Linked DNA regions of Mus musculus: region 2 is linked to region 1. Evidence: chromatin loops called from intact Hi-C (ENCODE). Cell type or tissue: left cerebral cortex. All regions are shown on one strand.

The links. Peaks named below come from ENCODE experiments on the same cell type or tissue, not always from the same donor. Only the 100,000 strongest peaks of a DNase experiment are listed, where the experiment ranks them.
Region 2: a loop joins it to region 1, with 11 times the contacts of the local background. A loop is called at or near these places in 2 of 42 quality-filtered maps.

Annotation. Positions count from the first base shown.
Region 1 is chr17:49,078,986-49,086,985 of GRCm38, forward strand. The region is part of intron 2 of Lrfn2 (leucine rich repeat and fibronectin type III domain containing 2); the gene reads left to right. Among named protein-coding and RNA genes, the nearest start is that of 1700008K24Rik, 31 kb to the right of the region's middle. In left cerebral cortex, no CTCF peak of the experiment used is centred here; DNase peaks (open chromatin) are centred at 3,444, 4,270, 5,177, 5,657 and 3 more places; H3K27ac peaks cover 1,180 bases.
Region 2 is chr17:49,025,881-49,033,880 of GRCm38, forward strand. All of the region lies in intron 1 of Lrfn2 (leucine rich repeat and fibronectin type III domain containing 2), which reads left to right. Among named protein-coding and RNA genes, the nearest start is that of 1700008K24Rik, 84 kb to the right of the region's middle. In left cerebral cortex, no CTCF peak of the experiment used is centred here; DNase peaks (open chromatin) are centred at 4,276, 4,568, 5,998 and 7,759; H3K27ac peaks cover 2,316 bases.

The sequences.
Region 1 (8,000 bases):
CTGCAGCTTCCTCACCTATCCCATTCCAGAAACTTCCTCACAGACTAGCCTGAGATTGGCCTCTTAGATGGTTCTAGAGCTTGCCAAGCTGAGATACCAATACCAATCTTTATGCTTGTTATTTGCTGCACTGTCAATCCCGCCACCTTGCCCTAGGAAAGGGATATAAAGATGGAGTCTACACCACCACCATTCCATCTGGTCATATCTCAGTTCCCTGCTCTCCACCACCCCGAAAGTTTGGAGACAGTGGGGGAACAAATCAGGATATTTGTTTCCTGAAGGGAGGAGGGCATGTGAGGTGCAGGGGCCTCTGCCTGTGTTCAGGACTTGCCTATGTCCCTAGGCAGGCAGGCTTCTCCTGAAGGGGTGCTGAGCACCCACAGATAGAAAGAGAGGAATATGCATCATTTGAAGTTGGAGAGACAAGACAATGCTGCTGTGAGGGGGGGGGTTCACATCAAGTCAGCCTTTCTGAGGACGCATCCTTTTATAACTTCTCTTCCTATTGAAATCATGTACCCACAAGTAGAGGGATAGGAAGGGTAAGAATGAGCCCTGGCTCCACCCACACCAGGGCTCACCCTGTGGGTCATTTTACTAAAGCCTCCTAGGGTCCTGGAAAGCTGGAACATGGGCCAGGCACCCACTTCAGCCTCGAATTTGGGGGATTTTTCTGATCAGTATCACTTCTTTATAATTTCAAGTGCCAGCAATGTTGGCATAAGCTGGGAACAAGGGTGCCAACCCGAACCCTGGTCCTACTCAGAAACAGCCACCCAGGGCTACCACCCTGCTACTATGGGCAGGATGTGGCTCTCTGAAATCCAAAGTGTACCAGGTGGTTATGGCAGCCAAGAGACCAAGTTACCAGAGGCCTCACAGCAGCAGCAGCAGAAGAGGAAGAGGAAGAACGAGGAGGGGGGTTGGGGGAGTCACCAGTATGCCCTCTTTTAAAAAGAGTTCAGGAAAAGAGAGTTGGGGCTCTGCTTTTCTGGGTTGCCTAGTCACCAAGGATCCAGCCCCTTTCTGTTTTGCTCCCTTACTACCCTCAGCTCAGTATTTGCCCCAGTACAAAATGTCTGCTGGAGCCAAGCTGCTGAAAGTCCTTTCTATGTAGAGGGAAGAACAGAAAGGAAAGGATAGGAGCGAAGTGGGGGATTTGCCAGAAGAGCCAACCAATGACTTCCACTACATTGTATGGCACATTTCTGCAAAGCTGGGTACAGCTCGAACTATAGAGAAGATGGAGGGGCAGCTAGAACTCTCGAAGCCTTTGACTTATACCCAGATTCATTTACTAATCCTACAGCCAAAGGCAAGGCATGTCACTGTCTTCAGTCTTGTTCTGTTCATCTGTAAAATGGGTTCAAGATTACGTCTTGCAAGTTTCACGGTCTGGGACAGAGAAGGAACTACATAAGTTTGAATGAGTATTCTTCATAGTCATCCAAGAAGTACTAGGACCAGTCAGTACTGAGGTCAGGGAATACTAGAACCAAGAAGCACGGGGACACGGAAATACTAGAAAATAGCAATTATCGGGGCCAAGAAGTACTGAAATGGGGAATATTGAGACCAAGGAGTACTAGAACTAGGAAGTATTGAGTTCAAGAAGTACTAGAACCAAGAAGTATCAGGACCAAGAAGTACTGGAATCAGGAGTTATTAGGACCAGGAAGTACTTAGGCCAAGCAGTACTAGGACTAGGGAGTACCACTAGGACCTGGACATACTAAAGCCAAGAAGAAGTACTAGGGCTGGAAGTACTAATCCTTTCCCTTCTGGACAGCCTTGTGCTGTCTATTTGCCAGGCTGACCCATGTGTCTTCATTTTCCTAATCCAGGAGAGCTATAAAAGGGACAAGTGATTTGATGAATGATAAAAGTAGAAAGTATGTTTGCCTGGTCAGAAATGTCTGCCATTCAATTGGAAGTTCCAATGGACACATAAGCGTGACAACAGGAGACTTTCAAAATCCCCAACAGGCTTGTGCATAGGAAGATACTTCGCAGGGTGCATTGTCAAAGATCCGATCAAACCACCATGTTCCTATCCTGTCCCTTTTACTAGCTCAAAGGTGACACATCTCAGATTCAAGCTGTTGAGAGGTGACCAATTCTTCTTTTCATTCCCCTTGCTCTGGAAGAGATTTTTGGCTGGGGACATCCCTGAAGTTGAGGGTAGCTCTGGACCCCTCTCTCTCCCAAAATTCATTCACTTCCCTCCTAGTAAGAGTAAACCAGCCCTGTGATATCCATACATGTTTGAGTGGTATCGAAGTAATAGAGTCTTGGGGAGCATCAGGAACCTGAAGACAGTGCCGGTGGCCACAGGCTTCCGAGCAATACCAGATACCAAACACTCCTTTCCTAGGAGTGTTCATAGGACCTGGCTCCTCGGAGACAGCTGGGCTATGCAGGAGTCAGGGAAGATTGATGTCCAGGCATTGGGTCTCCTCCTGTTGATCTGTAGTGCTGAGCCTCCAACCCAGACTGTACCTTAGGACCCCTTGGTTGCTGTGACATCCACCACCACCTACTTAGTTGGCTCAGGCTGGGCATCTGATGTTTTAGACCTTTAGACCTCCCCAGGCACTGCTGGGGTCACAGCCTCATGGATCTACATTGGCATTGATCTATGGAACATTTGCAATCCATTGCTGGGGTAGTTCCTTACATGGAGAGAGAGAAACCCAGGGCTCCTGGTCCAGCCTCATTGTACCATGTGCACCTCATCTTTGACTCTGAGACTTGAACTCTGAACTCTCCAAAGAGACGATTTGCAGAGCCTGTGGGAAGTTCCCACACAGAGCAGCGTGGGGGGGCACTTATCTTACGTCTGTGCTGAGTATGAGCAGCCAATACGAGGATGGGGGAGGGGCAGGGCTCTGCTCTCTGCTCTTTCCTGGTTGCTTTGGCTTTACTTCAGTTGCTATGATAAAAACAACCCAATAAAAGCAGCTATAAGGGAGAAGAGGTCTATTCTGATTACAGTTGCAGATGTGGTGCCTCTTTGCAGGTAAGTCAAGGCAGAAAATAGTTACTGGGTTTCTGGACAAGATTCCTGGTTGAAACAATATAGTCAAAGGCTTGGTTTTTGAAGAAGCTTTCAGGTCTAAGAGGGAAAGAGATAAGAGGGAAAGAATTTAAGATATGGGGCAGTGGATGTAGCCCATTAGAGTACCTGTCTAGCATGCACAAAAGCCTAGGGTTCAATTCTCAGCATCACAAGAAACTAGATATGGTGGTGTGTGCCTCTGATCCCAGTATTCAGGAGGTGGAGGCATTCAGGGGGATTTGATATTCAGGGTCATCCTAAACTCTTATCTTGAGTCCAATCATCCTGAGCTACATAAAAGCTTGTCTTAAAACACAAAACAATGTTTTAGAGTCTGGCGAGAGGCTCAGGTTAAAAGCATGTACTACCCTGGCAGAAGACTTGAATTTGGTTTCTGACACCCACACTGGGCAAATCACACTAGTCAGTGACATCAACTGCTAAGGATCTGCTTCTTCTGGCTTCCAATGGCACCTGCACTCTGATACACACACCCACACTATACATGTATACATATATACAAATACATACATAAAATAAGTCTTTAAATTTTAAAAATTTATTTTAATTAATTAAATTTAATATAAATTTTGGTTTTTCTAGATAGAGTTTCTAAGTATTGCCCTGGCTGTACTGGAACTGAGAGATCTGCTTGCATCTGCCTCCCAAGTGCCGGGATTAAAGGTGTGTGCTACCACGCCCAACTCTAAAATTGTATTTTAAATGTGCACTATGGAAAAAAAAAAAGCAAAGAGACAGCCTTAGGCTATTGTTTATTGTGGGCAATCAGAGATGGCATCTCCAAGGAGTGGAATGGGGTCAAAGACCTGAAGTGATAGAAATAGCCGGGCTGAGGAATCAGTGCACAAATGCTCTTGGGTCAGAATGTGCTGGTCCTGTTGTCCTGTTAGAGAGGCAGCAAGGACTCTGGGGGTGGGGGAGCATCTGGGGCAGAGTGGCAGGGAGTGAGTTGGAGGTGGGGGTGGGACTACACCAGGAAGGTCCTCAGTGGTCAGAGCAAGGCTTGGGTTTTACCTTATAGGAGGAGGAGCCACTGAGGATTTGAAAGCAGAGCAGAGGGGTGCTGTGATGAAGCCAAGTGGCCCTAGAGAGAAGATGAGTGAGGTCGATTAGTTCTAGACGGATGAGAGCCCTGCCCTGTCTAGAGAGCCTCTTGTCTCTTGGCACTCACACCCATGCAAAAGCCACTAGGATGTGATGTGGGAGTTACCAGATGTCTCAAGACAGGGCCATGTTAAGTCGTCTGACAGAGCACTGGTTATGTTTTTCTCTGCTGGGGAACCTTATTGTGGCCCCTGAAAGACTCCTAGTAGGGAGCAGGGCAGGCACTCTGACTTCTCAGTGTATAGCTCAGCCTGCAACTGCATTGCTGACCCAGCTTCTCTGCCTCACCTCTCTCTCTCTCTCTCTCTCTCTCTCTCTTTCTTTCTCTCTCTCTCTCTCTCTCTCTCTCTCTCTCTCTCTCTCTCTCTCTCTCTCTCTCTCTCTCTCTCCTCTGTTTGTTTTTTATTCTCACTCTGCCTTCCAGACTTTTTACAGGGTCTCTTGTAGCTTAGGCTGGCCCCCAACTCTCAATGTAGCTAAGGATGACCTTCCAATTTTGGTTCTCCTGATTCTACCTCCCAAATGCTGGGATTGCAGGCATGTATAACCACACCTGCTTTGTGCCGGGCTGGAGATGGACCCCCAGGGCCTCGTGATGCTAAGCAACCACTCTACTCACTGGGCCACATCCTAGCATCCCTGATAGTCATTATTTATGATACTGTTTAATTAGCCCATTAGGTTGGCCACAGCACTTCTGACAGCCCCCCCCCCCCTTTTTGTGCTAGTATCTGGCCATGACAGAAGTAGCTATTACAGATATAAGAGTGGCCTGAGATCAGGGTCTTGGTGACCTGTGCTTTATCCCCTAGGACATGTGGACAGAGTGGGCTTTTCAGGTTCTCGGCATGGGGACAGGATCTGAGAAGTTACGATGCTGGTGGGGTGGCAGCTGGCCCTGAACACTTGGGAGATATTTTTACCACCCATCAAAATGCCACCTCGTGCTCGCTGAGCTGATGCCAAGGCTGCTCCCAGCCTGTGCTCATCTCCTCCCCCGACTTTGACTGTTGCCAAGAAGGTCTGAGTGGAAAAGCTTGGAAAACTCCATGTGGGTGTGGCTGGGAGTCAGCGGTTCTCTCTCCCCCAGGACAGGGACTGGGAAAGCTTCCAGGTGGTGGGCTGTGGCTGAGACTCAGATTGTACTCTCCTCACCTTACATGTGAGAAGGCTCAGAGGACCCCGTCCCAAACTATCACAGATCAGAGGACCCAAAATTCTGAGGTGGTTGTTCATTTGTTCGTTTTTTGCCTATAATGGGCAGAAAACTAGGAGGGACTGGTGTGGTTTCTTTGGGTAATGGACAATAGAGGAAGCTATGAAGGGCACAGTGGAAGTCTTAGCAGCTACAGAAAACTAAGAGCATTTCCTAGGTATATGGCCAAAAGCCTGAGAGAACTTGGGATGGGGAAAAGGGAAAAGCCAAGATTCTTGGTTTCTATCCAGCTCCTTGATCAGCACAGCTATCTTGGACTTGGTTCTTCTGGCTTTAAAATGGGACCTCCCCCTCCCCCAATTTCACCGCTTGAAAAAAAAAACAGAGTAAGAACAAGACAGTCCAAGCTTACCCACACTAGCCTTCTCTTTTACCAATCACCCCACCCCTCACTCCCACTCTCCACATTGCTGCAGTGGTCCTTATACGAAGATAAGTTTGGAGTCAGGCCTAAGGACAGGTCTCGTCTATAGAGATCTGGTGTGTGTGTGTGTGTGTGTGTGTGTGTGTGTGTGTGTGTGTGTGTGTGTGTGTGTTGAGAAGGGCCATCCCCCACAAGGCTCAGGAGTGAATAAGTTCTCAGATGTAACAAACGGACCTGGCATGTAACCTAAGCTCATCTCTTCATCTCTGGCCTCCTAAGAAAGAAAGTTTGAGCCCTGGTCTGCCATACTCTACAAAGAGTGTCTCCATACTTCTCCCAGGACAAGAGAGGCTTTGAGGTGTGAGGTGGATCTGGGGGTGATAGTTACAGATGACATGTTTAAGTCAAGGCCGGTGACTCCATTCACTTTCACATTATCCTGTTACCTATTCTCTTCCTCACTGACACCCCCAGAATTATCATCCACATCTCCAGTGGAGATGCTGTGAGAAAACAGAGAATGTATGAGCCCAGCTGACTCTCCTGTCATCCACCCACAGACAAGTAGAAAGTGGGCGGGCACTTCAGAGGAGTCGCACTTACACAAGTGCAAGAAGTTTTTCAGGCAGTGCTAATGATATCTGAGGAACAAAGCTTTGAATTGAGGGCAGGATGTGGCTTAGAGGGACTGGAAGAGTCCATCTGAGTCAGGTAGATGCAGGTCTTCTCCTTGCAGACAGAAATGGTGGCCGAGTTCTCAGGCGTTCTAATTTATAACTTACAATTTGAGTCACAGCTACACTGGCTGCTATCACCACCTCTGAGCATACAAGAAAACAAAAAACAAAAAAAACAAAAAACCCAAAACCAGGCCATGCCTTGACCCTAACAACAGGCAGACTTGGGGCAGACAGCAGCAGAGAGTAATGACCTAGTCTCAGCCCTCCAAGAGCCATCTTTTCCCTAGAGCCACATGGTCACAGCTTTCTATCCCTAGCACCACCAGCCAGGCAGGCAAGAAGGGCTAAGAGTGGAGCTGTGAATCTCTGGTGTGAGCTTCTAATGCAAGGATGTCTGGCAGACAAAGTAACTGGTAGATCACAGCTGGGCTGTTGACCTTGAGTCTTAAACAAAGCGAAGGATAAAAGGTCATATTTACTCCAGCAAAGCCCTGGGAACCGTGAAATATCAGACTGTGGATAAAGACATCAGTAAATCACCAACTGCCAGGAGTGACTGCTCTTCTTCCAGCCTGTGGTGGGTATCCTGTGTGCAGAAGGGGAGGGAAAGAAGGTAATGGCCTCTGGGGACTCCAAAGAAAACTGGCTCTGGGCTTTAGTTGTGTTGAAAACCTTTGAGCTGTAGAGCACTCTAGGAGGTAACATCGTCAGCTCCATCCACCTCACAGAGACATGGCCCTACCCAGAGGTTGACACTGGCTGCTTCCTCTATTGTTCTCCACCTTGATTTTTGAGACAGTCTCTCATTAAACCTGGAGTTCTCCAATTGTTTAGACTGACTGGCCAGTGAGCCCCAGGAACCTCTATGTCTCCACAGTATGGAGATACTACTTTTTGTACATCTGGTCAACCTGCCTGTGAGTAGGGCATCTACTGAGAGGTCACAAAGGAGCAGAGGTAGCAAAGGACAGGGTAAAGTAGACAGGTAGGCAAGTTCTGGGCCTAGCCACCCTGGACAGCTTCCCTTAAGGGCATGGTTCCAAATGCTCACTCCTTAGTATAGACTCATGGTTGACAACAGCCTCAGTTGCTTTCTCTTGCCTAGTGATTGCTATGGCCAATGAACATGTACATGTGCACACACATGTGCCACCCCCCCCACACACACACATGGGCCAGTGTACACATACTCACACATCATATATAATCTTCATATAAGTTTAAGCAAGGTTGTAAGCTATTTTACAAACAGGAAGACCAAAGGTCTGAGAAATGAAGTAACAAACACACAGCCAGTGAGTTGTAGAGGATTTGAGCCCAGAGCCCAGGGAGCTTGTGTGTTAAACCTTGTGTATATTTGTAGTTGGGGACCTACTGGCATAGTCCTCTGGCAGCAATACCCTGCTAACCAGCTCATTCTGGCAATATACTTGCAGTATTCTAGAACATAAGAAGTGGCTGAAGCACAGTGGAAAGGTGATTTGCCCCAGCTCACACAGAAGTCAATGAATTGCCTGGGTCTGAGTGTGGTACGTTTGGTGGGTGGGAACAGAG
Region 2 (8,000 bases), 53 kb before region 1:
TTCCCTTCTTCCTCTTCCTCAAAACCCCTCATAGCTTGGACCGTGAACGTCCTGGAGTGTTTGAGGCATGGCTCTGCTTTTATTTTTACTTGGTTTTGATGTGTGTGTGCACATGTGCATGTGCCTGCAGAGGCCAGAGGGCAAGTGCCTGTGTAGTGAGTTCTGGGAATCTACCTGCCTCTGCTTCCCCAGTGATGGAATGGTAGGCAGTGTATGCGGATGCTTGGGTCTTGAACTTGGATTCTCATGTTGCTTCTGTAAGCATTTTATCTACTCATTCACTTTCCCAGCACAAGACACAGTATTAAATATATCCCATTACTTTGTCCCCACCAGGCCTCACCCCTCACTTTTCTGCTCACTTGAAAATTCCCTGAGGGACTCCATTGCGCTTCCCCTTTAGATTAACTTTCCATTCCCTCACCCCCCGTGACTTGTCTCTGCACAGCTCCCTCCAGAACAAACCTGCAATGAGCCCTGTGTAACCACAGGTCATGGCTGGGGGTTAGTCTGCACCAAGAGATGAATCCAGAAATTCATCTGGTCCTCTGCCCACCTCCACTCTAGAAAGTCCCAGTGCACCATCCTCTCTGGCCCTAGAGGTACCCTGAAGCCTGCAGGGACCTGCCACAGGACCTTGTCACCTGCTGAGTTCCTCCGTGCTTAGGGATTCCACCAGACCTTGGACACATGAGTTCGTGCGAAGTCAGGGGGTTGATGCTCGTTGGTCCCTAGGCTCTGTCCGGCCCCTAGGAAGTGAACACAATCCACCTGCATCAGTATAACAGTGATTCTGCTTTTGTTCCTGTCCCTAAGCAGCCCTCCAAAGGTGGCCAACTAGCACATCCATGCTGGTCCCTCTTTCCATGCAGGAGGGACAGATGGGTGAATGTGGCTGTTTCTTATACTACACCTTGAGTCTCCTGGAAGCCCCCAGAGGCCTCTGGCTGCCCACGGCTGTGGCAATAGACATTCATTTCACACCTTTTCTTTCCAATCTAGCTTCTGATCCCTTCTCAGTGTTTACAGGGGTCATCTTCCAAATAAAAGGTGTGCGCTATCAAACCATGTCTCAGGCTGTCCTGGGACCGCTTACACTGAAAGCCTGGCCTAGTGGCCTGTGATAGGCAAGTATGCCTGCAGCAGCGCTCCCTGGTTTCACCCCAAGTCCTCTCAGGGGCTGGAAGTCCAGCTCCCAGGTATGCCTCACACCACAAGTTCTCCCAGCTCAGGCCAGCAGCCTGCCCTAGCCCAATATGTGGAGGTCTTGGGACAGAGGCTTCTCTTCTGTGTGGAGCCTATTGTCACGGCACAGGACTTTTTCTCGTGGCTGGCAGCATCGGCCACTGATTCATCTCCTTCCAGGGGAGCGGGGCCAGCTGCAGATAGCAAACATATTGCGTATATCCACAGCGAACTGATGGCTCAGCTCAGCATTTTAACGGCCACATTAAGTGTCCTCTCGCCACCATAAACATGTTGAACGGCTGAAGGGGTTATGACTTCCAGGCTGGGCCACTCTGTCACAGGGAACAATTCATCTTGAGATTTTAATCAAAGTCAGAACTGTGCACGGTGGGAGGGAAGGGGCTCTGTGACCCTGTGATGTCCAGGAGTGACTCTGTGACAGCATTCTGTGTGAGTGCACCCAGGCCTTCTTGGCCTGACAGTTGACACATTTTTGCACCCTGCGACTTACCTGAGAGCTCCTCCTTACATAGACAGAGTGAGTGTTGGTTGGAGTCTGAGGAAAGTGGATGCAGAGTTCTCACGTCCATGGGTCTTGTTCATGAGTGGTCTCCTAGGACCCTCAGGTCCTCTTCTGGGGTTTTTTTACAGTAGCCAGAGCTTCAGTGTGGTTCTTATTGTGTTTCACTTGACTTGTCTCCTGGCTCCTGAATGGCAGCAACTTCTATCCAGTCAGATTGCAGCCTGAGTGTGCGGGGAGGGGCCGACTCCACTGACTCTTACCTGGGCATACCTCGTAAACAGAAAAAGAAGAAAAAAAAAAGAGTTCTCTTGGGATGGAGACCTGATGCTGCATTTTATACCTCAAAGCTCATAAGAACTCTGTCTGGATCCCTAGGGAGTGAGTCCAGACAGCCACAGGTCAGGACTGGAGTCTAAGATAGAGCCCTTCCAAGTCTGCCCTTAGGAGAGTGTCTTGAACACCTGAGGCTCATACTTGTCTGGACAGCTTGGATGGGCCACCGCTCAGGCCTTCAGGGGGAGCGGCTTCGTAGGTGATTTGTGTGTCCTTTGAAACACTCTGGGTGTGGTCTGCACAAGGAGCGGCTTCAGGGAGAGCTTGTTGAGGACTTGGTGGGGACAAGGCCAGTGAGTGGAACTGCAGCTTCAGCAGGCTGCAGCAGAGAAGAGCAGGAGAGTTAGGGAGTGGCGCCGGAGAACTGCAGCTCTCTAGGAAGGGCAGGGGTCTCCTTGGAAGAGGGAAGCTTCAGTAGACTTTTGTCTCATGTCTTATCACCCTCTGCTCCTGTCAGGGCTACCACCTGCCCCAGGAAGCTCTCCATCCTCACATGAAACTCTCTCTCTCTCTCTCTCTCTCTCTCTGTGTGTGTGTGTGTGTGTGTGTGTGCGTGTGTGTGTGTGTGTGTGCATGTGTGTGTGTGTGTGCGCGCATGTGTGTGCGTGTGTGCGAGCACACGCATCCATGTGAACGAGCTCCAAGGGGAGAGGAAGGGATATCCGTGATGTACTAACCTGAGACATATAGGACAGCCAGCCCCTGCCCTCCAGATCAGGTAGAGGTAGACAAGAAACCTGGGGGGGATATCCGGCTCCCCCCTGTTGCCTCTTGAAGAAGTCCATGCCCTTGGTATCAGGAATGGACAGATGCTGCACCTTTAATCCCAGCACTCAAGAGGCAGAGGCAGGCAGATCTGAGGCAGGACATCCAGGGCTATACGTCTAGAGAAACAAAAATCTCCTCTCACCACAAAACAAAAGCATAGATGGAGGCAGTCCTTCTCTCTGAGCCAGGCATGCTCTCAAGGTTGGGAGGGAATGATTCTGCGGGTGATCTTCAACTTGGCCTCAAAGCTGCAGTGTGGGATTCAGGTGCTCCAGGGTGTGTTTGGGATTCAAGGGAGGGGATCCCGTTTCTAGCTCTGGGCATCCAGGAGTCCTTATCCATCCCCAGACCATGTTGCTATCCTCATTTCCGCTACCGGATGGTGACTCTACCCAACACACCGTAGGGCTGAAGACTATGCACTCTGTGTAGTTCCTGGGGGCTACTGGATGCTCAGAGGAGCTGACCCAGCATCCCCTAGAGAGCTGGCACACATAAGTGCTTGTTAAATGGCCCTCATCACCAATAGAGCTCAGAGTCCTCATTAGAAAGAGACTCCACCAAAGGTCAAGGTGAACCCTTGGAGAACAAACCTCCCTGAGAAGCCCTGTGACCCCAGGAAGGGTGAGTGGGTTTAGGGTGAGTGGAGGTAGACAAGATGCCAGCTTTGCCAGCGGCTCTAGGGTTCAAGTTCTGAGAAAAAAGTGGGGGAGACAATGGGGTACCTGACCATGGCCTTCTGGCCCTGGAGGAAGGCAAGCTTTCCAGGGGATGAAGGGTCATTTGGAAGCAGGAAAAGTGGCAGGTGGCGTGCACTGAGTGTCTGGAGTTTACAGGCCAGTGAGGAAGTTCCATTCTGGGGACTGAAGCGGTGTGCCCAGAGTCAGGCTCAGAAACACCATCTTCTCTCAGCTACTCTGGTGCCCCTCTGTGCCTCCATGGGAGAAGACACAGACAGAATTCCAAAGGTCAGAAAAAAGATCAGGGAAACATCCGGGACAGCAGCTGTGGTGGGGACAGGGAGGTGGCGGGCAGAGCAGGCAGTCCTTTGGCAGCTTAGTCATGTCTCTGTGTCCCTGGCAGGACTGTGCCACACGGGAGCTCATTACTGTCACTTATCTGCCTGGATCCTGGCCTCTTCTGTAGTCTACTTTACCCTGTCTGAGCCCTTCCTTTCAGGCACCTGACCGGCCTTGAGGAGCAGGAGAAAGGGCTGGAGCAGAAAGTGGGGCGGTCACGGGTGGAGCTATGCAGGTTGGGGCTGGGCTGGATGAGGCCTGGGAAGGGGTGGAACTGGCAGGGACTTGGCATGGGAAGGTGCGGAGTTTTGATTGACAGGAATGGGCCAGCAAATGGAGCTGTGCTGGGTGGGGCCTGCAAGGGGAGTGGCGAGTGGTGGGTGGGGCCTGGGTAGGGACGGAAGTTCCAGTGAGGCCTCACAGGGGTAGAGTTGGATGGGCACAGCCGGGGGTGGGTGGAGCCTGAGCAAGGTGGAAGGTGGGCAGGGGAAGGAAGTGGGGGCAGGCAGCTGAGGCCACTGGAGGGCTTTGAGTTCTGAATTCAGAAATTCTGGCAGGTGTCACCATGGCAACTGCAGAGCAGGGACATCTTTGAAAAAGGAAAAGGACAAGTTTGATGATTTTATTTGCTATCTTTACACTCTTCACCGGGAAGAGAAGTGGGGGCCTTGGAGTGCTGGAGGAGGCTACGCAGGCAGGGATGGTGGACCCCACAGAGACAACAATATGGATCAATCTGCAGGGCTGGTGATGACTGTGCGCCGCGTAGCCCCCGGATCCCACTCCCTCTCCTGATGCCGGTCTACCCACACAATGCCTTCCAGAGTCTGCTTTGAGAAGCTGGGTCATCCAGGCCTGGTTCTAGGCAGGTCTTGCCAAATCCCCCACAGCAGAACTTTTCAGGCCCAAGATTTCCACCCAGTCTAAAAATGTCCCCGTCTCTACACAGCAGGAAATGCTCATACCGGGGAGATTGAGGGAGACAAGTATTGACCCCCAACCTCAATCACTTGATCTGGCTTCAGCACTCCACATGCCTCAAGCTTGGGCAAGCTGGGTAGCCCCCTCATGCCTCAACTGCCCAGTGATTGGGGGAGAATCGTGGTGTCCAGCCTTCCCATGGCTAAGGTGGTGCTCTGGGCATGTTCAGTCATCGGCTGTGCAGCTGGGGGGTCAATCACAGGCTTTGGGGGCCTTAGGTGGAACCTAGCTGCCACCCCCACCCTTCATCTACAGGCATAGAAGCACCTCTCTGACTAGGTACCTGCAACAGGTCATGAGGTACCCTCACTGAGGAGCTGGGTGGATGGGAGGAGACTGTTCCGCCCAAGGTCTGCCTCTGAGTGCTTTGGCCCTGCATGCATACCAGACTCCCTGGGTCTCTGTTTCTTGAAGGTGCCTTTTCTTCCCTGGTAAGAAAGAAGACAGCTGGATAGCTAAGGGGTTTCAGCTTCCCCCCCCCCCCCCGGGGTGGGATGTGTGTGCATTGATGGGTACCCTCATCGCACATCTTTGAAAACATCCGTGGAGATATTATTTTAGGCTCTGTCTTAGTTACTAAGAATTTCGGAGTAATTGAATTTTACAGCTAAGTGCCCAGTCAGCAGTCTGATAGGTCTCTCTGTCACAAACAGTAACTCCCAGAGTGTTCCTGTCCCGACGGGCCCCATGTAGCACCTGTGTTATTGATAATTTCTCATCACAGCTCTGCAGAGGACATTGACTTCTTGGTCCAAAGGAAGGAAGGGAGAGGCACAGAGAAGGCAAGAAACTCATCCAAGGTCACACAGCAAGCAGGTTAAGGAATTGGGATTCAAACCGAAGATCAAAAAAATAACTGTAAAGCATGGTCCTAGATGGGCCCTGGGCTTTGGATATCTGATCACTACTTCCTTGTATCATTAGTGTCTTGCTGTGTGAGCTCATCTTTTTAGACTGTAACAACAACAACAAAAGTACTGCTGCTGACAGGGTAGGGCTGTGGATAAAGACTAAAGGAGTTCCTGGGCCAGGCATATAATACAGCAAGCACTAAATCAATGTTGACTTTCAGCCCCCATCCCTGTACAAAGACTGCCTGGGGTGGGGGTGGGGTGGGGAACGGTGCCCACATCCAGATTATCAGGTCTCGGAGGTCCTTGAAATTTTCCTAGAAACAGCCTCTAAAATAAAAGTCAGATTGTATGCCAAATCTCGTTCTGCCGCAGCACGGATTCTTGGGCCTGGCAGGCTTCCCATGCTGGAGGGAGAAGGCATGTAGCTCAAGTTCCAACTCTGATGAGGGTGTGGCCCTGGCATAGCCCATAGCCTCCAAGGTGGACAGTCGGTGAGAACTAGAGAGCCAAAGACTCCTCCCCTCCTCCCTGGCTTTGGTCCCTGCTCTGAGACTCATCCGTTTCCCAGAAATCCAGGGACTTGCTCTAAATTGCTGTGGAAATCCAAACTTGTGCTTAGGCCCCACTCACCCGGAAGTTCCCTCAGGACTCTGCAATCAGGCGGGTGCGGAGAAGGAGAGAGTAAGGAATGAGATGGTGGGGATTGTAAATGTTAGAGGTCACTTCATGAACTCCCCATTTTCCAGATGGAAGTACTGAGGTCTAGGGGAGAAAGTGATGTGGAATTACTCCCAGGTTGGAGCTGGAATTAGAGCCCGGAGGTCTTGACCTGAAGATCTTGTACCTTGTAGCTGCTACAGTTCAGCTGGGTGAAACCTGGCACTTCTTTCTCCTGGCAGCTCTGGGAGTGGAACCCTCCCAGGGGTGTGGGGTGTGGTGGGCATGGGGCACAGTCTTGGATTCAGTCTAACACCCTTAGTGTGTTTGTGAATACCTACTGTGTGATCCACTATAAAGCTACCACAATGACTGGTTCCTTTAAAAAGAACCAATGTGGACCAGCAAGTTGGCTCCTTGAGTTATGTGAATGAGTGGTTAATTCCTCTCTGAGGCTTCTCCTCTGCTTCCCTACCTGTAAAACAGGTAGTGATGGTGTTGACTCTTTAGGTTGTTGTGAGATATAAATGACTGTATGGATTTCAGAGTAAGTAAGTAGACTCTCTTCTGAACCATGGTGGCGGTGCGACACAATGCATACTGTCATCATCTCACGTCCTAAAATTGTCCTGACAACTCAAGAAGGGGTCAATGTAGAGTGGCTCCGACCTTATCCTGGGGGTTGTGGCAGAAGGAATATGTGGGGGCAGGGCACATATGACACTGTGCAGCAGCTGAGGCTGAAGGCTCCGGCTGGTCCCTCCAGGACTGTGCATAGGGCCTCTGGACTCCGTTCACTGGCTCCTCTCTGTGACTGTGCACAGGAGCCCCAAACTCTAATTCCTACAGGGAGAAGACGGCCTCCAGGAGTTCACCTGAGGATGCCCTACCCTGTGTGCCCTACACAGCAGCCTGTGGCACTGTCTGATATGGAGATGCATCAGGCCCCAAAGCAAGAGAGGTTCAATGAGTCACTGCTATGGCTGCTGAGAAACAGAAGACAGGAGCAGAGCAGAGTACAGACCGCAGAGAGGGCTGTCCTGAGTGGGTTAAGGCTACAAGCTCCCAACTGTTAGCTGCCCATACAAGGGTCTGGTTCTTGAGAGAGACAGGGCTAATTCAACAGCCCCACAGGGAAAACTGGAGGATGCTGGGAAAATACTTCCCATCATTCCCAAGGTTTATTTGTCCCCAGTGACTGGCTGTTTGCTCCAGCCTACCACAGAGTACAGCAACATCTTCCTCCAGCTGTGTGACCTTGTGTGCCACACCTAACCTCTCTGGGCTTCCAGCAAGGGAAGCATAGAGATAACCTTGCTGGAGGCAGGCAGCCAGGTCACATTGTCCTCAGAGATTGCCATAGGTTCTGAGAGCCTGTGAGTCTCTTCTTAGCCAGCCTCCCAGGAGGTCCCTTGACTCAGGGAAGGAAGCCAAAACAAAGCTGGGGGTGGGGGGTGGGGGGCAGAAAGGGAACCGCTTTTAATTAGAAAACACATCGCCCTTCTGATTATCAGACTTCTTAAAAGAGCCTTTGAGAAAGGACTCAGAGAACACAAGCCCGGTCCTCAGCCTCTGACTTGACTCTGTGCTCCAGCCAAGCATTGGAATTCTACAGATGTAATGTGCTACAACAGTCGCTAGCCCTGGCTGTCAATTAGTCCCCACAATCAAACAGCA